5 separate regions of the Homo sapiens genome follow, and regions 1, 2, 4 and 5 are each linked to region 3. A link is an interaction called in ENCODE POLR2A ChIA-PET data of the cell type or tissue named here. Cell type or tissue: CD4-positive, alpha-beta T cell. All regions are shown on one strand. Links, peaks and the distances in the headings refer to the core of each region. The heading gives the core; the rest is flanking DNA.

The links. Peaks named below come from ENCODE experiments on the same cell type or tissue, not always from the same donor. Only the 100,000 strongest peaks of a DNase experiment are listed, where the experiment ranks them.
Region 1: POLR2A ChIA-PET joins it to region 3 with 10 read pairs; 10 of 35 experiments call an interaction of 5 or more read pairs at or near these places.
Region 2: POLR2A ChIA-PET joins it to region 3 with 26 read pairs; 21 of 35 experiments call an interaction of 5 or more read pairs at or near these places.
Region 4: POLR2A ChIA-PET joins it to region 3 with 16 read pairs; 8 of 35 experiments call an interaction of 5 or more read pairs at or near these places.
Region 5: POLR2A ChIA-PET joins it to region 3 with 12 read pairs; 21 of 35 experiments call an interaction of 5 or more read pairs at or near these places.

What each region holds. Positions count from the first base shown.
Region 1 is chr12:92,121,099-92,126,029 of GRCh38, reverse strand. The region is part of intron 1 of LINC01619 (long intergenic non-protein coding RNA 1619); the gene reads left to right. Among named protein-coding and RNA genes, the nearest start is that of LINC01619, 19 kb to the left of the region's middle. In CD4-positive, alpha-beta T cell, for the core only: no CTCF peak of the experiment used is centred there; DNase peaks (open chromatin) are centred at 1,642 and 2,092.
Region 2 is chr12:92,130,130-92,135,060 of GRCh38, reverse strand. The region is part of intron 1 of LINC01619 (long intergenic non-protein coding RNA 1619); the gene reads left to right. Among named protein-coding and RNA genes, the nearest start is that of LINC01619, 10 kb to the left of the region's middle. RefSeq lists enhancers at 1-49, 2,394-2,463. In CD4-positive, alpha-beta T cell, for the core only: no CTCF peak of the experiment used is centred there; DNase peaks (open chromatin) are centred at 1,611 and 2,580; H3K4me3 peaks cover 3,805 bases; H3K27ac peaks cover 3,248 bases.
Region 3 is chr12:92,039,040-92,043,970 of GRCh38, reverse strand. All of the region lies in intron 1 of LINC01619 (long intergenic non-protein coding RNA 1619), which reads left to right. Among named protein-coding and RNA genes, the nearest start is that of LINC01619, 100 kb to the left of the region's middle. In CD4-positive, alpha-beta T cell, for the core only: no CTCF peak of the experiment used is centred there; a DNase peak (open chromatin) is centred at 2,040; H3K27ac peaks cover 637 bases.
Region 4 is chr12:91,874,491-91,879,421 of GRCh38, reverse strand. It overlaps LINC02404 (long intergenic non-protein coding RNA 2404), which reads right to left and starts at 4,119. Exons shown (of 3, transcript XR_945201.2): 1 at 4,018-4,119; 2 at 1,933-2,029. In CD4-positive, alpha-beta T cell, for the core only: no CTCF peak of the experiment used is centred there; DNase peaks (open chromatin) are centred at 1,371 and 2,211; H3K4me3 peaks cover 977 bases; H3K27ac peaks cover 3,322 bases.
Region 5 is chr12:92,138,811-92,143,741 of GRCh38, reverse strand. BTG1 (BTG anti-proliferation factor 1) reads left to right here. Exons shown (of 2, transcript NM_001731.3): 2 at 1-3,464. LINC01619 (long intergenic non-protein coding RNA 1619) reads left to right here and starts at 911. Exons shown (of 5, transcript NR_132341.1): 1 at 911-1,135. RefSeq lists an enhancer at 1,522-1,811. In CD4-positive, alpha-beta T cell, for the core only: no CTCF peak of the experiment used is centred there; a DNase peak (open chromatin) is centred at 2,031; H3K4me3 peaks cover 4,000 bases; H3K27ac peaks cover 3,504 bases.

The DNA.
Region 1 (4,931 bases), core at 369-4,368, 82 kb before region 3:
CTCTTTATTTGTAATGGGTTTCTTGGTTCTACATGACACACAGCACCCCTTCCCAATCATGTTGCCTCAAGAAAGAAATAGAGAATATGTAGAAAATTAAAGCACTTACATTTGGAGTTGAAAGAAAAGAAGGCAATTGCAAAAGATCTCTCCTTATTCTGTAATGGAAGAGTGCAAATAAGCACATTTTTCCTGTCCTTCTCTAAGATGCTCCTGGCCCACACAATGCGCTTGAGAATAAATCAGTAATTCTCTATCATCAGCACTGCATTTACTCAGTCTCTAGGTATGGCACCTCAACAATGAGCAAAGTCTGAGCTTCCTCTCAAACAAAATTGAATTTAATACGTTTTTGTCTCTAAGATTCCTTTCTGAATTTTGAATTTCTTCTTTTTTTCAATCTGGTTGTTTTAATTTTGATTTTAGTTTGAAGGTAAATGTGGCTCCTGTGTCTTCTCTCTTATACCCAAAACATGTACATGGTAACTTTCTGAAGAACATGGGAAAAAATGGCTCCTTGTTGAGGGATGTGTTCAATAGAAAAAGAAGCCTGGACATGGAAAGATTCTATAAATGAAAGGATCTGGAGGATCTCTTTAAAGGAGCCTGTGAGGTTTTTAAACTTTATTTTAAGCTATTGTGAGCCTATGTTAGCCAGTCCAGGAACATTCATTGTAACTAAACCTCTTTTCCTTTTTTTTTTAAATTTGTTTTAATTCCCTTTTTATTTCTTCCTTCTTTTTCTTTTGGAGATGGAGTCTCACTCTGTCTCCCAGGCTGGAGTGCGGTGGCACGATTTTCACTCACTGCAATCTCTGCCTCCCAGGCTCAAGCATTCCTCCAGCCTCAGCCTCTTGAATAGCTGGGACTACAGGTGTCACCACCATGCCCCAGCTAATTTTATGTATTTTTGGTAGAGACAGTTGCCCAGGCTGTCCTTGAACTCCTGAACTCAAGCAATCCTCCTGCCATGGCTTCCCAAATTGCTGAGATTATAGGTGTGAACCACCACGCCTGACCCCTTTCCTTTCTTTTTAAATAGGCAATCAATATCTGATTTTATGAATGTCTGCCATTGTGCATGATTCAGCTAAGTAAGCCCTAATGAGAATTCAAAGGTTATGACGACTTAGTCATAGGAGTCTATAATCTAATGCAGAAAAGAGATTTACAAAGCATAACAAGGCAGTGTTTTATGTTATGATATAGGTACGGTGAAATGAGTTTAGGGAAGGAAGCCGGGGAAGGCTTCGTAGTAAAAGTGGCATTTAGTAGAACTCATGACGAGCTGAGGGATGCCAATAGTGAAAAGGCAATGATGTCAAGACTGTAAAGCTAAGGCTGTTTAGTGAATAGAGTATTCCAGTTTACCTAGAGTACAAGTTATGTGTGTAAGTAAGGCCTTGTCCTAAAAAAAAAAAAAAAAAATCAGTCTAGTGAGGAAAAAATGTAAATAAACAAATGAATGAGTACATTTTGCATTCTGAGTTATGCAGAAAGTGCTTTGCAACATAGAGGAAAAAGCCCTAACTGTTGTGGTGGTTGAGAGTTGATTGGAAAGCCTCATGGCAGGCTGAGTCTTGATAGAGCAGTACTTTGCCCAGTGGAAATAAGAAGAAAGCATATAGAAGTTCTCCTTATCCTTTGGACTTGCAATACACACAAAACTTTCTGGGGCTTTCTAAGGAAATTTTATTTCAAGATTCTGCTAGGCAATAACTCTCCTTCCTTAAATTGAAGGGTAAGGACTCTAAGTTCTGCTTTTTCTTTTCTCACTGAATTTGCTTAGGTTTTTTTTTCGTTTTTGTTTGTTTTTTTTTTTTTCACCTTTCTCACTGGTATTGATCACTTTCTCTTCCTTAGTAAAGCTCCATTTGCTTCTCTCCTAACCTGGACATTATAGGAAGCACTGATGCTGTATTAAAATTTAGAGAAAGCTCCCAGTCTGTCTTTCCCAACATCCCTTCAGTTTCAATAAGCAAAAAAAAAAAAAAAAATAGTTGTTATACAAGCATGGCAGCTGCCCTGCTGCTTTCTGTATGGTAGAGCAATATGTCCTCATGTTTGCATCAGGAAATGATGTTTCAAGTTGAGGTTCTGAAGTTTGATTGCTCAATTCTGTCACTTGCTAAATGTTTAATCTCAGGTTACCCAATCTCCCTGTGCCTCAATTTCTTCCTCTATAAAATGAAAATACAGTCATGTGCTGCATAATGATGTTTTGGCCAACAATGAACTGTGTATACAACGGTTGTCCAAGAAGATTATAATACTGTATTTTACTATACCTTTTCTATATTTCTATATGTTCAGATGCACATGCTTACCATTGTGTGACAATCGCCTACAGTATTCAATACAGTAAGCTGCTGTACAGGTGTGTAGTCTTGCAACACTAGGCTATACCATGTAGCCTAGGTGTGTAGTGTAGTAGGCTATACCATCTAGGTTTGTGTAAGCACACTCTATGATGTTCACATAACAAGAAATCTCCTACTGATAAATTTCTCAGAATGTATTCCTGTCATTAAGTGATGCATGACTGTAATGTACCTTACAGGACCATTGTGAGAATTAAATGAGATAATCCACAGAGAGCACTTAGTGCTGTGGCTGGGATGTAGTCAACATTTTAATAAATATTAGCTATTAATTATTTTTAATTTTTTGCCCAGGCTATTCAGCCCTTTCATCCTTTGGATGCTGCATGAAGATAACCTATAGTAGTTAATTTTGTCAACCTGAACTGGGCCATGGGATGCCCAGATATTTAGTTAAACATTATTTCTGGGTGTGTCTGTGAGGCTGTTTCTGCAAGAGATTAACATTTGAATTGGTGGACTGAGTAAAGCAGATGGCCCTCCTCAGTGTGGGGAGACCTCACGTTGTTCTTCCGGCCCTCATCCAATCTGTTGAGGCCTGAATAGAACAAAAAGGCAGAGGAAAGTTGAATTCTAGATCTGCCTGACTGAGCTGGGACCCATCTTCTCCTGTCCTTGGTGCTCCTGTTTCTCATGCTTTTACACTCGGACTGGAATCTACACCATTGCCTCTCCACCTTTCAGGCCTTCAAACTGTACCCCCAGCTTTTCTGGGTCTCTAGCTTGTGGACTGGATCATGGGACTTCTCTCAGCCTCCATCATTAGGTGATCTAATTCTTTATAACAATTCTCTTTATACATATATGGGCTGGGTGCAGTGGCTCACACACTTTGGGAGGCCAAGGCAGGAGAGGCCAGAAGTTTGCAACCAGCCTGGGCAACATAGTGAAATATAATCCCCACTCTACTAAAAAAAACGAACAAACAAACAAAAACAACAACAACAACAACAAAAAATCTCTCTCTCTGTCTCTATATATAGTGAGAGAGATTGTGTGTACATTATATCTATATGTAATCTCTCTCTCTCTCTCTCTCTCTCTCTCTCTCTCTCTCTATATATATATATATATATATATATATATATTCTATTGGTTCTGTTTTTCTGGAGAGCCCTGACTAATGTGTGGTTTGCAGCCAGTAGCATTGGCATAATCTGGGAGCTTATTAGGAATGCATACTCTCAGGCCCTGCCCCTGTAATTTAAACAAGATCTCTAAATGAATCATATACATATTAGAACACACAATTCCCCTACTGTCTATGAAAATTCCATGTTTATAGTGATGCTTCATCAACTAGGGAACAGCCACAGTCTCATACTACATATTAAGAGGAACATCTGTCAGTTAAACAATGATCATTTCAGCAAAGACAGAGAGTTCACATAGATCTAGCCTCGTTTCAAATGATGAAGTTACTAGGAAATAAATTATAGTATTTTAAGGCCTATTCAAGAACTCTCAGAGACATTAGACTGGAGGGCCATATCTTTACTCTGAGTACACTTGCATACCCAAAAGTAAGGGAGGTGCAGGGGAAGAGAGACCTAATCAGGCACATTTTTATTTGCCTTGCTCTCAAAAAGAGAGCAGCCTACAAGGAAACTGGGTTGGGAGAGGGGTAGGGCTAGGAGTACCTAGGAGTCAAATATCTCCTGAGAAAAGCTGACCAAACAGAGATAAGTAAGAACTCTAATAACTACTAACAAAAGGTCTTTGAGCCAAGAGCCCTCACACTGCCCTGGCTTTCTATAGAGTTAACTTGTCACCTTGAGGAGGAGAAAGACTACAATTTCCTCATGGAATTGGCAGGAGTGAGAATCCATAAATTAATTGGGAAAGTGCCTGTAGGTAACATAACCATACCTGAACTTTAGCTACTCACCACCTATCTCTACCTTCTCTTCTGTCCTTAGTTACCCGAATTACTGAAAAAAATATTGCAACCACTAAGTGTCCAGCTTTCCAGCGTAAGTTGTAAGGAACAGTAATTTAAGGGGATCAGGTAAACATTGAACAGATATGATGGTAATCCACCAATGCTGTTGGGCAAATATCAGCACCAGATGAAACTGTGTCTAATAAAAGATGAATAAGAAGTAGGAAAAATGGGACTTCCCTGAAATTCATAAAGAAAAATATAATGAAAAAAATGATGTGTAAAAGAAAGACAAATAATACATATTCAGAAGAGAATTACTTAAGGAAATAAAAATAATAGACTAAATTTCCTTTGTCCTCTCAAAGGAATTAAAGCCATGGTGAATGGAAAGGAGAGCTGGCATGCTTAAGAAATGGAAGGGGAAAATATAAACAGTTTTGAACTGCTTTAGAAGGACCAGAATCAACACTGAAAACAAATCAGAGGTAAAGAGGGTAGGCATGAGAAGAAACCACAGAGAAGGCAGTGGAAAAATACAAGGCAATGGAAGAAATTAACTAGGAACTCAGATGTGGAGAGACAAGTTGGGAATGATTTGTGTACTGGGAGATGAAAAACTAAAATGAGCTGGAGCTAAATAATGCATCAATATTTTATAAATATAC
Region 2 (4,931 bases), core at 353-4,352, 91 kb before region 3:
AATCTGAGTCATATCCCCATCACTGACTCATAAGCTTACTAAGGATTGCCTGTTTATTATTAGGCCTAAGCGTTAGAATCTTGATCAATCAAAAAAGATTGTGATAATGTCACATTTACATAATACCTTTCTCTCCTCCCCTATTTTTCATTTTAGCCTGTTTATGTCACTCTATAGTGAGTTATGAAAATAAGAAGAGGGGACAAGTGTCAAGCCAGTGTTATATAGCTGAGTCCTAGCCTTGAGTACTTCTTTTCCTCTCAAAATTCTCAACATCAGTTGCCAGAGAGCATTTAGAATATTGACCTAAGTTACAGTGCAATTCGTTGTGAAATTGATTCAATTTAAGGGTTATGTGTCACTGTCTTGAAAGATTCTTGAATCAGAGACAAAGTCTTGTCCTAAAAACACTGTTCTTAATGAGTTTGGGATCTACTGAGGGATAGTGATTGAAAAGGGAGCTTACTCCTTTTTCCCCCTGTAGTTTTCAGGTTCTCGTTTGGAACCTGATCTGGGACCAGATCTTGAATTAACTGTTTTTTTTTTTCCTGAGAGGGTCAATGTGGTCTGCTTAACAAAACCTCTGCTGTCAAAGCACTGGTGGGCTGTGGTGGTGGTTTTTAGGCATTTCTTTCTCAGCACAGCAATACATAATATTTCAGTACCAGTTGGGCTTTTTGCTTTTTTTTTCCCCTCTACACTCCATTTTAGAAAGAATGGCAAATCAGTGAAGATATAACGTGGGTTAAAGCCAGATTTGGTCAGTGGAAAGACTTGTTAATAACCCATTTTCAATTGGAGAAGCTCCTGCCTACTCTGATTACACATTCATTTCACTAGTAGGTTTGTTCCTCATTTTAAAAAGGAATCCCATCACTCATTAAGCACAGGACAAGTCAATGTGACATTTAACTCTGTGCATATTGAGGACAATTTTTCCTTCATTCGTGCCTCTTCCTGGCAAGCCATCCCAGTGCCACTAGGCAGCTTTCAACCCCCTGTTCTGCTGCTCTGCTTCTGTAAAATTCTGTCCTGATGCCTCAGGCACTTCCTGCAGCCTTCCTGAGTGTCAGGACTGTGCTAAGTACCTTTGTGCATCCCCTCACTGACTCCTCATCACAAGCCTGTAAATGTAGACATTTGTTGTTATAGTCATCTGTCATTTGAGAATATTATGATACAGAGATGTTATATCACTTGCCCAAGGTCACACAGCTATGGGCTGATTTGGAGCTAGCATCCAGATTTGTGTAAGATCAAGCACTAGCTTCTAACCAATACATATCACCTCCCCAAGCATTGGTTTCTTTTCTGATCCTGTTGCATTGTAATTGTTTGCATTCATGTCTGATTTTCCCATTAGACAGGAAGATATGAAAGTCAGGGACAACTCTTAGACCAGAGCTTTAGAAGATGCCAAAATTAGATTAACAGATTGTTCATTTATAAATATTTATTTGGCACCTACTATGCACCCAGTATTGTTCTGGGCACTTGGAGATATAGCAGTGAACCAAACAAAAATCCCTGCCCTCAGAGAGGTAAATAAGCAAAGAATATGTATGCTGTGTTAGATGGTGACAGGTGCTGACGATCAGAGCTGCTGTGTTAGTTCTGTGAGTGTTACTTCCTGGAGTTGTGCAAAATTGTGCATGATCTTGTCTGAAAAAGGAGAGAGGGAGGGAGGGAATTGCTGGAGTGGAACTATTTTAAGTAAAATAGTCAGGGAAGGCCTCAACTGATAAGGTGACATTTAAGCAGAAACTTGGAGACCAGAGAAACAGCTCAGGAGATATCTGGGGAAAGAACATTCCATTCAAACAGTTGAGTGAATTCCAAAATCCTTTGAGACTTATCTCTCCCCAAATATATAATTATAATTTGGCATTCTTGGGTACTCTATTATAATGTCAACCAACCTGATTTTTGGCAGTTATTTTCCTGACCACTTTTTATTTGTTTTCTGGTTATTGCATGCCATAGGAGTCACCACAACTTTGATTTCTGGAAAATTCAGCAGAGTTTCCGCCCTGTCCCCACACACCTTCTTCTCCCTTTTAGAGATAATTGCAAATCATAATAAACAGGCTTATAAGAAGACCTGAACTTCAAAATATAAGTCTGATTTTTTAAAAAAACTGTATATCAATAAATATAGAATAAGAATTGATGTTCAGTATAATGAACAGGTTCAGCAAGGCACTCAATGTTTTGGCAGGACATATGGCTAGGCAAGCTAACAGACAAGTGTTGAAAACAAAAAGTTTTCTTGTTGATATATAAATACCTGGGAAATTCAGTTATCTCAAACACCTATTCCTTACCAAATCTGAGATTACAGTACAAAGACTTGTTATCATTTAGAGCCCCTGGTCTTTTGTATATATGACTGAAGAGAAAAGCAAGGGTACATTAACTTTATCATTCAGTCACTTAAACAGCATGGAACACTTAACTTTTTTTAAGGTGCTGGCAAGTATCTGGCCTATTCCTGCATTACAGAAAGTCCCTGGTGTTAAGACATAAAAATGAATATTTCTCTGGTTTCACTTTCCTTATCAAAGATGGATGAAAAGGTACTTTCTCAAATACATTTCACCATGAATTCTACCCCACCCATGCTCCCCAGCCTGAGAAGTAAGAATGTCGCCTTCCATTTTGAAATTTGCTGTAGCTATCTAGTCTAAGTTGTCTTCCTTTTGCTGCATAAAAATTGAATACTTTTGGCATGTTAATGTTGGGTCCATATCACTATCAGATATGATTCTCTCCCACTCTTGAGAGTCTTAGCAAAGCTAAAAAGGAGGCAGAAATCTCTGGGTTTAAGAAAGAATCCCTGTCAAAGCTCCCAATTAAAAATAACCAGATAATTCTGGCCACTTGATTAAAAATGGTGGGATAAGCTTGTGGGGGAAAGAGGAATGGAATGAATGAGAAAAAAAAAGTAAGGAACTATGCTTTGAAAAGCAATAGTGATATTATGTGAGGTTTCATGCAGATCTAGAAATTTTATCCAAAGCAAACATTTACCACAGGTGCCATGACACCTTTTTTTTCTTTTTAAGTCATATAAATAGATTCTTCAACTGCCAAACTTGTTCTTGTAAATGCTAAACTGTCTTGTCTAATTATCTCAAAATTATCTTCAGCACCAATATATCTATTTTTCTAGTGATAACAGACCCACAACCAAAAATTCCCTAATGTTAAATTTGGGAACACAAGTAAAATAACCATGTTAATTTGAAACTGGGTACCATGGATACGGATAGTGATTATAGCCTTGTGAATCTGCTAATAATTTGTTGTAATAATCTATGGCATCTCTCCCAGAAGATCTCTCAGATTCATCAATGCAGATCAAAGTTTGTCCTTTATCAAAATGCTGGCTATGATTCTTTGGCTCTGAAAGGTATTTTTGCCCTTCTCTTTTCATGAGAAAAGTCCTACCTTCATTTCTTAATGAGTATCCCTTTGTTTTTATTCTTCCCACCTACTCACACTGAACTTGTCAACTTAGATAGGAAAATACTCTGCCGTGTAGAATGAAATTAAAACATCCAAATGTGTAGTTGGACAAAGTTATTTTTAACCTTAGTCATTTAGTGTAACACTTTATGTTAGGCAATCAAGTTACGATAAAGGTAATTGAAATGAGGTTGCTTAGTAGCCTATTTCATAGCTCAAGGTTTTTAGGGTATTGTTGAGTAAAAATATATTTCAATACCTTGAGTACAGATCTCTGGTCTAATATAGTTTGTTTTTTCAGTGGGAACTTTCACTAGAAATTTATTTCAAGGGAACAAAATAGAGTCTTGTGTGTATGTGTGTGGGTGTGTTACATATGTGCTTGCTGCGAGAGTAGGACGGGCAGAGTTAGCACTGGAAGGAAGAAAGTAAAATTCAAGAAATGGTGCAAAAGGAAGATTTCTGCATACATTTGTGAGTCATATGTATATGCCTTTGCCCTTCTTAAATTAGTGTAGAGAAAGTAATGTGCCGAATAGTTTTTTTTTCATGTCGTTGGTTGTTTTTTTTTTTTTCAGTTTTTAAATTTTTTCTTCTTGCAAGACTCACAGTGCAAGGTTGGCTGTTTATTTTATTTTACTTGAGATGGAGTCTCACTTTGTCGCCCAGGCTCGAGTGCAGTAATGCAATCACAGCTCACTGCAGTCTCGACCTCCCTAGGCTCAGGTGATCCTCCCACCTCAGTTTTTGTATTTTTAGTACAGACAGGGTTTTGCCATGTTGCCCAGACTGGTCTCAAACTCATGGGCTCAAGCAATCTGCCTGCCTCAGCCTCCCAAAGTGCTAGGATTGCAGGCGTGAGCCACTACACCTGGCCTAGGTTAGTTTTTTAAAAGATATGGTTTATTTTGATGTCTGGCCACTGATTTTTATAAAGTTACAAAGAGAAAAAAAATACTTCTTTTACTACCATCTATCAGTGCACCAGAAAAGAATGCCCTTGTGTTCATGACATGCAAAGCCTTTTTTTATTTTTAATTTAAACTAAAGCACCTACAAAATTTATGAACCAAGAGGGTAGAGTTTTCATAAGCTTCTCAAATCACCAACATTTAGGGAGTGCCTACTGTGTGCAGGGGCTCTCACTGGCATTGAGTGCTCTCTTCATGTTGGGAACATGAAATATACAAGGGAGGCAGATTGACAAGGCCTCAGCTGTGCATTGGTGGTAAAGTGCCGCATGCCACATCATTTAAAAAGGATGAAGTATTATAGCAAGTTGAGACTCAGGTTACAGAAAGAAGGGGTGATGTTAAAATCCCACCTTTGACCTTAGACCTAGATCAAATACCCATCTGTTAATGTAATACTGTAGAGCACTCATGATCAGACAAGCTGCCCCGATTTGAAGGCCGGAAGATACAGAATCTACTGTGCCCTTGCAGGTCTCTGATTTATGTGGG
Region 3 (4,931 bases), core at 394-4,393:
AGGAGAATGGCATGAACCCAGGAGGCAGAGCTTGCAGTGAGCCAAGATTGTGCCACTGCACTCCAGCCTGGGCAACAGAGCGAGACTCCATCTCAAAAAACAAACATAAAAAACAAAAAACAAAAAACACCCAAAAAACAAAAAAAACTATTATGTACAGTTGTAGTAGTCATAATAACCAGTTTCTACAGAGAGCTTATGGTTTGCCCCAAGCTGATAGATATCTATATCTATCTCTCTATATATATATCAATTTATTCCTCACAATAACACTGTGAGGTACATGACATGACTATCACCATTTTACAGATGAGGAAATAGAGTTGCAGAAAGAGTAAAGTCATAGTTTAGTAGTAGGTAGTAAATGTAGTAGTAGGTAGTAGGTAGTAGTAGGTAGTAAATGTTTGATACTTGATTAAAAGTTTAAACCCACTTTCCCAGTTTCTATTCATAGAAGTAAAAATGAGTGGGCTGGTTGCACGTAACAATGTGGCAGAGAACCCCAACATTTCCATCAGAGGACAAGAGAGCCCCAAATCAGGAGATACATGTCCTGGTATGAGCTATGCTACTGTGTAGCTTAGGACAACTCGTTTGTCTGCTCTGGTACTCAAGTTCCTTATTTATTCAATGAGAACATTGGGGCAGATCCTATCCAGCTCTAAATGTTTGTTACCACTAAGTTGCACTGTACCCATAAATGAGACAAGGAAAGTATCATGAAATGGTAAGAGGTTCAAAAGGAGTGATTGCATCCAGTTTGAGAGATAAGAACAGAACCTTATAAAGGAGGTGAATTGCAGATAGGGAGAATTAAGCTTAGTGAAATGGAAATAACATCATAAATAGAGTTCCCTGTTGAGGGAATCACAGAGAAAGCCCAGAGGAAGGAAAAACAAGCATGTGATTGAAATAGGTCGTCGTGCAATCTGTTAGTCACATTACTCTGTCCATTAGTGTAGCCAAGCCCAGGAGAAATGGGATACAGAATGGCATAATTATCCTGGGGCCAAATTAGTCAGGAAAGTCTTACTAGTGGGAGAGTAGTATTTAAGTGAAGTCATCATCTCACTGGTCCTTACTTATCTCTTATGCTTCTTCTCCTAAGTCTTGAATTCATGTCTTCTATTCTCTGCGTTCTAATTCTATCTTACATTAATTCCATTGTCTCTTCAAGGTGAGACCCATCACTTCATCTAATGTCCCCTTTCCTATAGCCCTTGGAAGGCAACAGATAAAACAGAAAAATACCCAGGCTTCCAAATATAGTATAAAAATATGATTTCTGGACATATGAATACCCACCTGATATCCCATCAAGGTAGTCAATTCTCATATTTTAAACAATTGGGAATTTCCCAAATGGTCACTCGATGATTCTACAAAGGTACAACTCAACTCGATGAAGCTGGTATGTTACCAGCTGTTCTCCTGTGTTAGCTAGTTAATGCAATTGCTAGAATTTTCCAGAACCTTGCATTTTATATTTTGTTAATTGTGTATAGTCATCACTCAAACTTCCCCTGACATTTATTCATTTCCTTGGTAATCCTCTCCTTACTTACTAGTGCTTGCTTATTGCATGCTATTCAGCTTACCTATACCCAGCACAGACTAAGTGAAGCTCATGACGTCAGGCTGCAGAGTGAGAGGAGACTGCAACTTTCCATTTTCTTGCCCAGTGTGGTCTGGCTGCTAAAGGGGTTTCAAGGCTCTCATTCCATTTGACAATCTTGAATCTCAAGAGTTCAATTCGAATGCAGTGTCTCATTTTTAGAGGTGTTACATTTGCATAATGTTACAACTGGGGATATCAGTAGCTCAGGTAAATCAAATAAGTTTGCACCTCTGCACAAATGAAAATTTGCTCCCTTTCCCCAGGCTCCCATCATCCTGTTATAACCATTCCTTTGGCTCTGGCTTTTTCTCAGGCCTCCTCACCATATTGCATCTCATGCTCAGAAATAACTGGCTCTGTAGTCATTTCCTGCCCCACCTGTGTGTGCCTTCCATTGAAATACAAGGTTTGTTAGCTATAGTGGTGGTGAAAGGCAGGAACTTCAGCTTCAGACGACCTGGGCTCAAATCCTGTTTCTGTACCATACAAAGCCAAGCCACCACCATCTCCTGCATGGCCAGCTGCAGTAGTCTCCTAACTGGCTTCCCTGCACTCTTTCCCACCTCTAATTTTTCTCTCTGTGGACAGGATAATCACTTCAAACAATTTACTACTTTTTAAAATTTAAAAACAACGCATGAATATAGTTAAAAAATAAAGCCAAATTCAAAAGTGAGCACAATGATAAGTAGGTCTCTCTACTAAGTCAGCTCTTTATTTCTCAAGGATCTCTTCCTATAAGCAACCACATTTACCAGTTGATTGTATATTTTTCAGAAATAGTTTATATACATATATGTATAAGATATATAATATGCATTTTTGATAATTCATTTCTTCTATATAGGAATGCTTTTAATATATAGACTTGATCATAACATACAACAAAAGCTCTCCATTAACCTGAGATAAATGTCCAAAATTTTTAACATGGGCTTCAAGCTCCTGCATAATCTGACCCCTCTCTGACCATGCAAACTTATCTCATATCATTCTCCTCTTTATTTTCTGTTTTTCACACTGGGCTTATGTTAGATATTCAAACTTTTAATCTTACTGCCTAAGATTATTTGCACACATTTTTCTGTTTGACCAGAGTAGTTTTCTCTTTGACATGGAAAGTGTGGTTGCCTCTTCAATATACATCACATCTATGCCTAGCAGCCATATGTTTGGATGAAATGGATCCACCCTAGGATACAAAAGTATACAAATTTAATTTTCCTTACCACATTGATTGGTTTAGGCATCCACTGGTTAGAAGGACTGGTTTGGGGGAGGCTTAATCAGCATAAAAAGGGAACTCTGTCTGAATGTGAACAAAAAAGCTCTAGTTGTTGTTGGTAGACATAGTATGATAGAAACCAAAGGACTGAAACCAACATATAATTTGGAAGGACAGTTAGAGTCTTTAAGAAACAAAGCCAGAGCTTTGATCAAACTGCATCTGACACTGTTCTTAGTGACCAATAAATACCTTTTAGTGTTTTTAAAGCATATTTACATTGTTAAAGCATCCTGATATACCTCTCCTTTCTTGTATTTGGCTAACTCTTACCCAGTCTCCAAGCCTATGGTGGCCAGTGCCTGTAGTCCCAGCTACTCGGGAGGCTGAGGCAGGAGTATAGTGTGAACCCGGGAGGCGGAGTTTGCAGTGAGCCGAGATGGTGCCACCGCACTCCAGCCTAGGCAACAGAGCAAGACTCCGTCTCAAAAAAAAAAAAAAAAAAAAAAATATATATATATATATATATATATACATATACATATAAACTTTCTCATAGTGGCTTTCTCTGACTTTCTTAGACTAAGTTGGTCTTTCTTTCATTGGTTTTCCTTGCCTTGAGGTCTTTTTCTCCTACATACGGTTGTCACAATTGTATTGAATGATTATTTTTTAATGTTTTTCTCCCCCAGTAGACTGTAAATTAAGTGGAGTTGGGGCCATGTCTGTCTGGTTCACTGCTCTAACCCCAGGTTCTGACATGTGCCTCACACTTATTAACTGCTCAATAAATATTTGTTGGATGCAAAAATGAATGGATGGTAGAATTTATTATGGATAACTGGATTTTTCACAATGATTTGTAAATGAAAGTTAAAAATGTTCCTGTAGATTGAACTATATAGCTTTTCATTATTTTGTTTTGTTTTGTTTTGTTTTGGTAGAGACAGGGTTTCACCATGTTGCCCAGGCTGGTCTTGAACTCCTGGGCTCGAGCAATCTGCCTGCCTCAGCCTCTCAAAGTTCTGGGATTATAGGCATGAGCCACTGCATCCAGCCTGAACTATGGTTTTTTAGTCTTTTGTCTAACACAAGCAAACTATCCTGAGTGCCCAAGATAGTTTACTAGCTGAAATCCACTTTCTATTATTGAATCTCTGTGGAGAGGAGGTGTGGGTGACAGTTAAGAACACCACTGCAGTGCAGATCAGAATCCTGGTTAAGAAACCTGAATCTTCCATATACTGGGTGTCTGGTTTGGGGCAAGTTACTGAACTTCTTCAAGCCTCAGTTTGTTTATTTTTAAAGTGCAGATTATAATGGTATTTGCCTCACGGGTTCATGGTGAAGATTAAATAATGTCATACATGGAATATGCCTATCTCAATAGTAAGTACTCACATACAGTATTTTTATCATATAGTAAATACAATAATAAATAGATTACATAATAATACTTAATACACATAGCTACCGGCTATAACAGTTGAACCTCAGTTTCCAGGATTACAAAATGAGATTTCTCTTAATTCTACTCCAGGGCTTTGAAAGACTTTACTTATGAATGATTTAATATATATAGAATTGACTGAATGTTGGATTTTTAATTATTTCTGCTTGATTCAGATTCTTGTGTAACCGCATGATTTTGAACAGCTACTGTTCTTCGAAAAAGAAAGTGGATTTAAAGGAGTATTTATATTGATGTATTGTTGGTTGTTGAAATGTAAATAGCCCTGAATGTGCCACTCACTGGGAAAGGACAGTGCTTTTCATAATGGACAAAATAGCCTTGTTTCACTTTAATAACCTGCTTGTGGTCAAACCAGTCATGGGATTCCTTCAACACAGCAGAATGCCTGCTATTGTCATTTACATATCAATGAGCAGACATTTCTCTGCTCATTGCTATTACACAGCACTGCCATTTCCCTAACTTGGGGACTGCGCTGAGTTTCTATGTGAAATGCACATGTCTTTTTCCTTCATCCAGACGCGCATATTCCAAGCATAGGAAACAGCTGCTGAGGCAGTTACACAACTTACCTATTGTGTATCTGTAGAAGTTGGAAGGGTAAGGAATACATT
Region 4 (4,931 bases), core at 364-4,363, 160 kb after region 3:
GCCTATTACATGCTGGATACCTTGATAAGTCCTTTCCATATCCAGAAAATATGTTATCTTTTGCCCTCATAAGCAACTCTAAGAAAACAAATTTGTTGAACTTAAGTTTTAAAATGAAAAAACTGACATCCCAAAATAATTAGTAACTTGCATTAGGTAATAGAGGAGCTGGGATTTCAACCCAGTTCCATCTGATTTCAAAGTTCATCTTCTAAATGCCCACAGTTAATACCCTCTTTTTACATTATATGCACCTGAATATATGCACAACAATCTAAAGTATAAAAATCACATAAAGGACATTCCATTTTCACAGACTAAAATAAATTTATAACATTCCTAATTAATTCTCTGCTATTAGAATAATCTTTGGTGATCTACCTCTATGATTTTATGCTTTTCTTTAATTTTCTTTAATAGTTGAATGGTTGACCTGACCTAGTACAATAACTATCCTATAACATTTTATTATAATGATTTTATTTATTTCAATCATATTAAATTTACAAGGTTTACAACTCATATTATTACTTTTATTTGTTCATTTTCATTAATTTAATAAATTAATAGGGACAGAATGCAATAAAACAAACTCAGCTTTACAAGCAAAAATAAGACTGTTTCTAAACCTGAACTCTTGGCAAACAAACAAGTACTCCCACTGGAGAAAAAATAATGTCTCTTCATTCATCAGTTTATATACATACTTCCAAAAGAAATTTTAATATGTAGTGGATGAGAATGTGTCAGCAGTTTTTTTAGAGATTAACTTGCAAAAGTTAAGGATTATCTGTTTTTTATAATATCTCTTTTATTTATCCTGTTTTCCATCATAAATGACCTTTCAGACTTTTGGAATTCAGTTTGGCCAACCCATGGTTCATTGCAGAAGCCAATTAAGAAAAAATAAAACCAGTTAATGTAAAGAGGTGAAAAGTAGAACCCTTTGTAAGAGCTCCTTGATAACTTAGAAGTCATGAGCGTATTTTTACAAACTATGTTTCACATCACATTTAATGTGAAAACCAGTGGTAGCCTTGTAAGCATCTACTAACTTTAATGGAGACCATCATGTTGGAAATTGATAGTGGAAGATAACATGGTCTCTAATATCTACCTCCAACTCTAGAAGGCAATATTATCTCTTTACCCTGGAAAATTGGTATGACTGGCCAAACTAAAGTTTGAAAAAAATTAGGCCAAGTTTAAAGACATCAGACTGTGGTGGGCAGACAGCTCTAGTAAAGCTTGAAATACAATCAGAAACATGGGAGATGTTCTACTTCTGAGCATGGAGACATATTGTCAAGACATGTGTCATCATCATTACAATGAGTACATTAGGGACTGGGCAAAGTGTTGGAAAGTCCCACAGTGAGGTGGCTGCTAAGGGAGGGGTTTCTCTGTGATTCTTACCCCAGGTAACTAGGGTGCTATCAAATTTATTCCATAAACGATTCAGAGCTATGTGAATTGAAGGGATATTCCGAACTAGAAAAAAGTAGAGTAAGTTTCTCCAACATCTTAGTTTATTTTCAGTAAATCTTGATTTCTTTTTCTTTCCTCTCCTCCCATGCAGAGCTAAAAATATCCAATGCAAAATAAAGAACTCCTATAAGCACTTACATTGATCTAATAATCTGATTATTATTTTAGCCTGGTTAATTAAATGGGCAAAGTTCAAAAACATAAAACCAAATCAAACATAACCACACCTTTATATCCACAGCATTTTGTAAGCTCAGAGAAACAGCCAGATCGAAATGTCTAATTGGCTTAAAGTATAAGTGGACTTTAATACCGCAAACACTCTACGTAATTTTCTGCAAGTTTATTTGAATGGTGCAAACTAAATGGATGAGATTTCTTTAAAGAAGGAAGTGTTTAAGTGATGTTGAATTAACACACAAATGATTAAATGTGTCAAATTACCATTTGTCCTTTGGCAAAAGCTTCAGAGCATCACCAGGGAAATAACCCTGGCCCACATTTGGTGGACTTCTGCAGAACTCATACACACATCTCCTTTCTGCTGAAAAATAACAGACGTCTATATGAAAAAAATAAGGCATATCCTCTTTGATAAATCACTTAAAGGGAGAACTGGTGAGAGGGTAAAGCAACAGGATGTGGGTGTCTGACTTACAATGCAAGCTGGTCACATGCTGTACATGTTGACATCAGCTGCGGCAGAGACATTTTCCTTGGGTTTCACACCAAGAGTGGCTGAACCCACTCCTGTGAGTAACACCACACACTGCATCAAGCAAGACTCTGTGTCACAGCATCCCTCATGGCCCTGCTGTCCACAGGGTCTTAGAGGGAAACTGGCATTGTCATCAGCCCTCTCCTGTCTGGGACCTGCCTTTGATCGTTTTCACAGCTGTCACACTCCAGTCTGCTCACAAAGAACAACAGATTGCTGGGAGAGGAATGCTCACCATACAGCTACCTGAAAGATAAGAACTGCCATTGTTTTTCCCCTTCTTTGTTCCAACCTCCCCAATAATGATGGAAAGGTGTTCCTCCCTAAAATACACACTGGAAGTGTCAGAGAGATGCTCCATCCTGTGGACCATCATCTCTTTGTCTCTGAGAAGCCCCCAACAGACCAGATTCTGTTTCTTATGTGACACAGGTCGTATTTTGCCTTGCAGTTATTTTTTCTGTGCAAATCCTATTCCACTTATTTGAGATAGGAAACATGCCCTACTCATCTTCTTATTGTCCATTACAGCTTTCAGAGGCTCTGAAAAATAAATATTTGTTAACTTAAATAAATTCCAGAAGCATTCTAATGAAAAACAGTATGTGTATTAACCCAGTAGCTATTTACTGAGTGGCTACTATGTTGTAAGCATAATTATATCCTAGTTCAAAGTGACTTGAGCATGAATATTATGAGTTTCTGCTTTCAACTCATTTATATGCTATTAAGAGAAATAGAGAGAGGAAGGAAGGGAGAGAAAGAACAGGGTATGGTGGAAATCTAGAGCAGGGAGGAATAAACTTTGCCTGGGGCAATTGGTCAAGTCTTCCAGGAGAGGAAGAGTTGATCTGGGTTCTGAAGGATGGGTAATACTCAACAGGCAGTTAATGGGAGTGTAAATTACTTCAACCATTGAAAAAATTAGCATGGTGATTCCTCAAAGAGCTAAAAACAGAACTACCATTTGACCCAGTAATCCCATTACTGGCTATATATCCAGAGGAATATAAATCATTCTGCCTTGAAGACCCATGCACGTGAATGTTCATTGCAGCACTATTGACAATAGCAAAGGCATGGGATCAGCCTAAATGCCCATCAGTGACAGATTGGATAAAGAAAATGTGATACATATACACCATTGAATACTATGCAGCCATAAAAACGAATGAGATCATGTCTTTTGCAGGAACATGAATGGAGCTGGAGGCCATTATCCTTAGCAAACTAATGCAGGAACAGAAAATCAAATACCATATGTTTCACTTATAAGTAGGAGCTAAATGATGAGAACTCATGGACGTACAAAGAAGGAAACAACAGACACTGAGGCCTACTTGCGGGTTGAGGGTGAGAGGTGGGAGAAGAGCAGAGAAAATAACTATTGCATACTAGGCTTAGTATCTGGGTGAGAAAATAATCTGCAAAACAAACTCCTGTGACACAAGTTTACCTATATAACAAACCTGCACATGTACTCCTGAACCTAAAATAAAAGTTAAAAAATAATCAAATGGCAGAAAAGATAATAAGGACATTACAGGCAAAGTGAGTAGTTCTTGCAGAACAAAATTTATGGAAGGAATGTTTTAATTAGGAAACTAAGAAAAGTTCAGAGTGACTGGAACATTGAGAGAAATAGGGAGAGAAGGGGCATATTCATTTTTGACTGCTGCATAATGAGTGATCACAAACTTGGTAGCTCAAAACAACACTGTATTAGTTAGGGTTTTCTAGAGGGACAGAACTAACGAGAGAGAGAGAGAGAGATAGATAGATAAAGGGGAGTTTATTAAGTATTAACTCACACTATCACAAGGTCCTACAATAGGCATCTGTAAGCTGAGGAGCAAGGAGAGCCAGTCCAAGTCCCAAAACAAGAACCTGGAGTCCAGTGTTTGAGGGCAGGAAGCATCCAGCATGGGAGAAAGATGTAGGCTGGGAGGCTAGGCCAGTCTTTTCACGTTTTTCTGCCTGCTTTATATTCCAGCTGGGCTGGTGGCTGATTAGATGGTGTCCACTCAGATTAAGGGCGGGTCTGCCTTTCTCAGCCCACTGACTCAAATGTTAATCTCCTTTGGCAACACCCTGATAGACACACCCAGGATCAATACTTTGCATCCTTCAGTCCAATCTAGTTGACACTCAGTATTAATCATCACAAACACGTAGGTATTATCTGAAGACTTTTATGGGTCTGGGTATGGGTTAACTGGGTCCTCTGTTCATAGTCTCATTGGGCTGAAATCATGGAGTTGGCTGGGGTTATAATCTCGTTTGAGGCTCAGGGACCTCTTTCAAGCTCACATGGTGATTGGCAGAATTCAGTTATCTGAAGCTGTGCAATTGGGAAAATTATTTCTAACTAGCTGTTAACTGGAGACCCCTCTAAGTCCTAGAAGTCACCCACACAGCCCCTCCATAGGCCCTGTCAGAACATGCCAGTTTGCTTCATTCTGAGGCCAACAGAAGAGCTTCCCTATCCCATTTCCGCTTCCCTTAAAGCACTCATCTGATTAGGTCATGCCCACCCAGGATCATCCCCCCTTTTGATGAACTCAAAGTCACATGATTAGTAGTCAGTGATATCCCACCATATTCACTTACTCTGCCCACATTCAAGGGGAGGACATTATAACAGGTTGGGGACTCCAGGAGTCAGAATCTTAGAGCTCTTTCTATCACAATCGAAGTAGGAAAAAGCTGAAGGAATCCAAAATTT
Region 5 (4,931 bases), core at 380-4,379, 100 kb before region 3:
TCTGCAGTAAATCTCGCAGGGGAATTTGCACTATTACACTTGAAAGTTGTTATTGTTAACCTTTTCGGCAGCTTTTAATAGGAAAGTTAAACGTTTTAAACATGGTAGTACTGGAAATTTTACAAGACTTTTACCTAGCACTTAAATATGTATAAATGTACATAAAGACAAACTAGTAAGCATGACCTGGGGAAATGGTCAGACCTTGTATTGTGTTTTTGGCCTTGAAAGTAGCAAGTGACCAGAATCTGCCATGGCAACAGGCTTTAAAAAAGACCCTTAAAAAGACACTGTCTCAACTGTGGTGTTAGCACCAGCCAGCTCTCTGTACATTTGCTAGCTTGTAGTTTTCTAAGACTGAGTAAACTTCTTATTTTTAGAAAGTGGAGGTCTGGTTTGTAACTTTCCTTGTACTTAATTGGGTAAAAGTCTTTTCCACAAACCACCATCTATTTTGTGAACTTTGTTAGTCATCTTTTATTTGGTAAATTATGAACTGGTGTAAATTTGTACAGTTCATGTATATTGATTGTGGCAAAGTTGTACAGATTTCTATATTTTGGATGAGAAATTTTTCTTCTCTCTATAATAAATCGTTTCTTATCTTGGCATTTTAATCAATCTCTTGTCATGATTATAGAGGTTTAGCTAAAAGTATTTTTTCTTAGAAGACAGGTTCTATAAACTGAATCTCTGTTGCACACTGGTCATGCTGGAAAAACATTTGATGAGGAATGAAGATGCTCTGTATATACATGTTTAGGTTTTACAGGAAACACAGGAGTAGCATGTTTTAAAAATTTCTAAAGTCAAAACATGGACACATTCACAGGCTAATGATCTCATGAAATAAGGATAAGAGACCACGGTAGCATCTACCAAAAATGTGATACTCAAAGGATTACATTTCATTGCTTCCCTGTTGAAGTGAAGATATAAATGTTCCATTCTGACCCACCTTTGAAAAACAATTACTTTGCCCCATGGATTCTTTGTTCAATTAGAAATTTCCCCGGGGCAGGTGACCCATAGTCTTAAAGAACAGGCTAAACACCACAGAGAGATTGGTTGCTTTTTGCTTTTCATCACCTGCAAGATGTACATAAAAATCACATAAGCTGGAATTCAACAAAAGGTATGTTTATGAACTTTTATTCTCAAAAGTTGAAATGCTGACTTTCTCGATTCCTCATTTTCAGACTTTTATTTCAGATAAATACTAAAAACCTAAGTGAACCTTGATAATGCTGTAGTGTAGATTACTTCACTACCCCATATAATAGAAGGACTTGCTGTTTAGTTGTAGAGGATAACAGCGTTTTTCAGTGGAAATTGAAAGTGGAAAAATTGAATTTTGCTCTACACAGTTAACATATAGTGGCCTTTTTTTGGTATATATGTAAACATGTTGACACTGGAAATACGCAGTCTGAAATAAAATTAGTAATTACTTGAAATTAGTAATCTCAAATAACTTTTAAGAAGTTATTTCTACACCCAGGAATAAATTATTCTGATTTTGTAGACAACACAGGAATAGGCCACTGAATATGCAGGTATTTAGAGTACAAATGTCTGTGGATATTATTGGCACACCATTCTCGAGAGTTAGAATTCGTAGACCCGCAACACATGGACTACCCTTGCCAATTGTTATGGTTTTATTTTTAAACCTATTCTGTGAAAAAGCTCCTCGGTATTTCAAACTTGAATTACAATAAAAACACCAGGTAGGGTTGTTTTTAAATGGGTCTCACCCCAGTGCTGACTACTGTTGTTTACCAACTACATTTCATCTGGTAACTCCATTGAAACTAAGTACCTCAACCATTTTTTTTTTTTATCATAAAGCCTTTTTTCAAATGGAAAGTTGTTTTTGAAGATCTTGACATCAGACTTTTTCAATCTTTGAAAATGATGGAAACAGTTAATAAAAATGTTTATTTTAGAATTCAGGTGATGTCTGGCTTGTGAGGAGCTGTTTATAAGTTTGTCTTTGAAAAAGGCTTGCACACATCACTCTGAGACCAGCTGTTTCCTGTGACTTTAACCTTACCTTCCCCAGACAATTGAGCTGAACCTGTATCTGCGGTACAGTAGCTGTTTGTGATGTATTTCTTGTTCACTGTTTCTGGGGAATGTTTTGAAATATTTTATTATAAATCCTTTTAAGATAGGATGACTACTTTCAAAATTATTGTTGCCTTTGGCACCAGGAATTCATAGTTGTGATTGGCAGTAAGTTTGAGGAGTGTTACTTTCTAAGTTTTAACAGGTAGTTTTGAAATTATTTCCTTTTTTCCAAATTTAAGTAGTGCCTCCCTCTGTAATGTTGAAACAAGGCTTCAAGTGGATTGTATAGCAAGAGTTACCCTGGTTCATGCAGGATAATGCGGCTGTTATCTTTGTCATCTGGAATGGGAATCTCATGTCTTTATCCTTATGTGCAATATTTCTATAATAATAGACTGGAAAGGCCACCAGAAAGTGGCTTTCAGGTACATTGCACAAATAGTTTCCTTAAGTCATTATAACTCACACATTGCAAGTAATTAATTTTGTTTTGTATAGGTGTTGCAGTTTATGAAATTGGCCTTCAAGTTAAAAGGAAGGAAGCCGTATTCCCGATGGCTAGTGTTTAATGACTACAGGTTTCCAGGCTCCCTTTAATCTTGGGAGCAAATAAATCTACTATTGGACTTCTCCCTGCGTGACTTTTAACATTTCTGATACTCTCTCTTCTTCCTCTTTACAGAAGAGAGGTATGATAACTGAAGTTGTACTTTGCATATTGAAGTTTAAAGATACTTCCTCTCCCCTTTTCACCCCTATTTCAAATGATGTGATAAAATCCTCTTGATAGGCTATATGGAGAACATTTGTCAATAGTTTTATCTATGCATGGAAGTCTTCAAAAAGTATATCTTGGATTGTCTAAAACTGAATAGATTTCTTATTTATCTGAAGGTATACAGACTGCCAACATTTTAGACTTATCTCTCAGTCTCTGCCACTGAACTTTTATATATGGCTGCTATCAAAATATAACCGGTTTATTTTCATATTTGGAACTAATATAACAGTATCACAAAATCTTTTACAGTAAGATAGTTTGTAATACCAGCCGACCCAGCTGCTTAACTGAGTCCTTAAATCATTTAATATATGGGACTGTAAATAGAGAAATCTGTACATTATGAGATCTGATTTCTGGTTATGCCTATAGATCTTTATTTTCTTTATCCCTATAGATCATTTTCTTCTGATGTTAAGTGTTATATTTTTGAAATGCTCCTAAACAAGTAAGCCTTAGATTGTATTAATCCTGAGGATTGATACCATTTCCTCAACACTTTGTGGAGTATGATTGACACCAGTTTTTTTTTGACTGCAGGTTTAACTTGGCTTATCACTTTTCGTATTGCTCAGTATGTCCAAGATAGGAATAAAAAAATGTAGTTCAACTTCTGACTGTTATTTATGAGCCTTTTCATGGTATTTATCATTTTAGTATTGAAGATGCAGTGTTCTTTTGGGAATTACGTATGCTTAGAAGAGAGTACTGATGCTCAAAGGTGAAATGATTTGAATCTAGAGTTGGATAAAAAGGGAAAGGATGGGGAAAATGAAAACTGGGAAGCTAAACTGAGAAGGAATTGCAAGGTTTGGTGATAAAAATTCATTTGCTATGGTCATAGTTGTGTATCGAGAGGTTTGCACAGCACAGTCTCTTGGCAGAGTTTAGGAATCTCTACTCTGGGGATTCTGCAGTTCATGAATCGTCAGGGAGACTCTGCATTCAATTTGTTTCTGTGAACATGCAGGTGAAAGTGGTAGTACAGGTGGAACTTCATGGGAACTGGTTTTGGGGGAGGTGTGGATGGAAAGCACAAATGTCTCAGTATTTTCTAAAGGGAGACTATTTTTAAAGGTGTCTTGTTACAAACCACTTGATTATAGCCTCTTTTCTTGTACCTTTAAGTTGTGAAGGCCATTTGTGACTCATTCCTGGTGGTAGAAAAATGACCAAGTGTAGGCCAGACATATAACATCACATTAGTACCATTATAGTTAACTGGATCCCTGTATTTGGAGAATATTACATCAAACACTATGTATAATTTCAAATTGTAGCATTAATAGGAGATACTTCACCCGTGAGTACATTTACTTTTAGTGATTCTCTAGATGGTCATCTCCAAAGTTATTTTGTCATTCTTTTAGAATATTTTTGTATGTATTTTCATGTGTGCATGCAAAAGCATGTGGCACATTTTCTAAACAAATATACATATATTTGACATACACTAAAAATTTTGTTGATAGGATGCATGATCAGAAACATTTAGAGACTATTTCTTTAGGTTTTCACTAAAGTAGATGAATATTTGCTCTCCCCAAAATAACTCATAATTATGTTCTTTAAGTGGTAAGTCTTAAAATGACAAGTTAGTGTAGCAATACAAAGAGGATTGCCTTGTATAAGTTTAACTTATTTGCATAAGTCTTTATAATAATAAAACTAAGTCATCCTTTACAGCCAACAGATATCCAAATTGTGTTACACCAATTTGAAATCTATGTTCCCATATATTCAACTATGTGTTGCTGTGTGTTGAAATTCACATTTTTGTTTCTCAGAAGTTTTTTTTTAAATCTTAGGGTCTTTGTAACATTGATATGCATGGTTGTAAGAGAACTGAATTATCGAAGTTGTAGATGGGTGATTTAATTATTTTAGTAGTTATGGCTTAGCAAGAAAGGCCCTGTATCTTTTCCCTCTTGTTCTGAGCCATCCCTAAATTTTTGAAGGAAAAGATGACTAACAAATTGGACTTTATTTGAGAAGATTCCATAAATGACCATAAGCCATAAAATGATTAGACTTGACAATTGCTTTATGAGCAGATTTGAGTACACTTTCTAGTAGT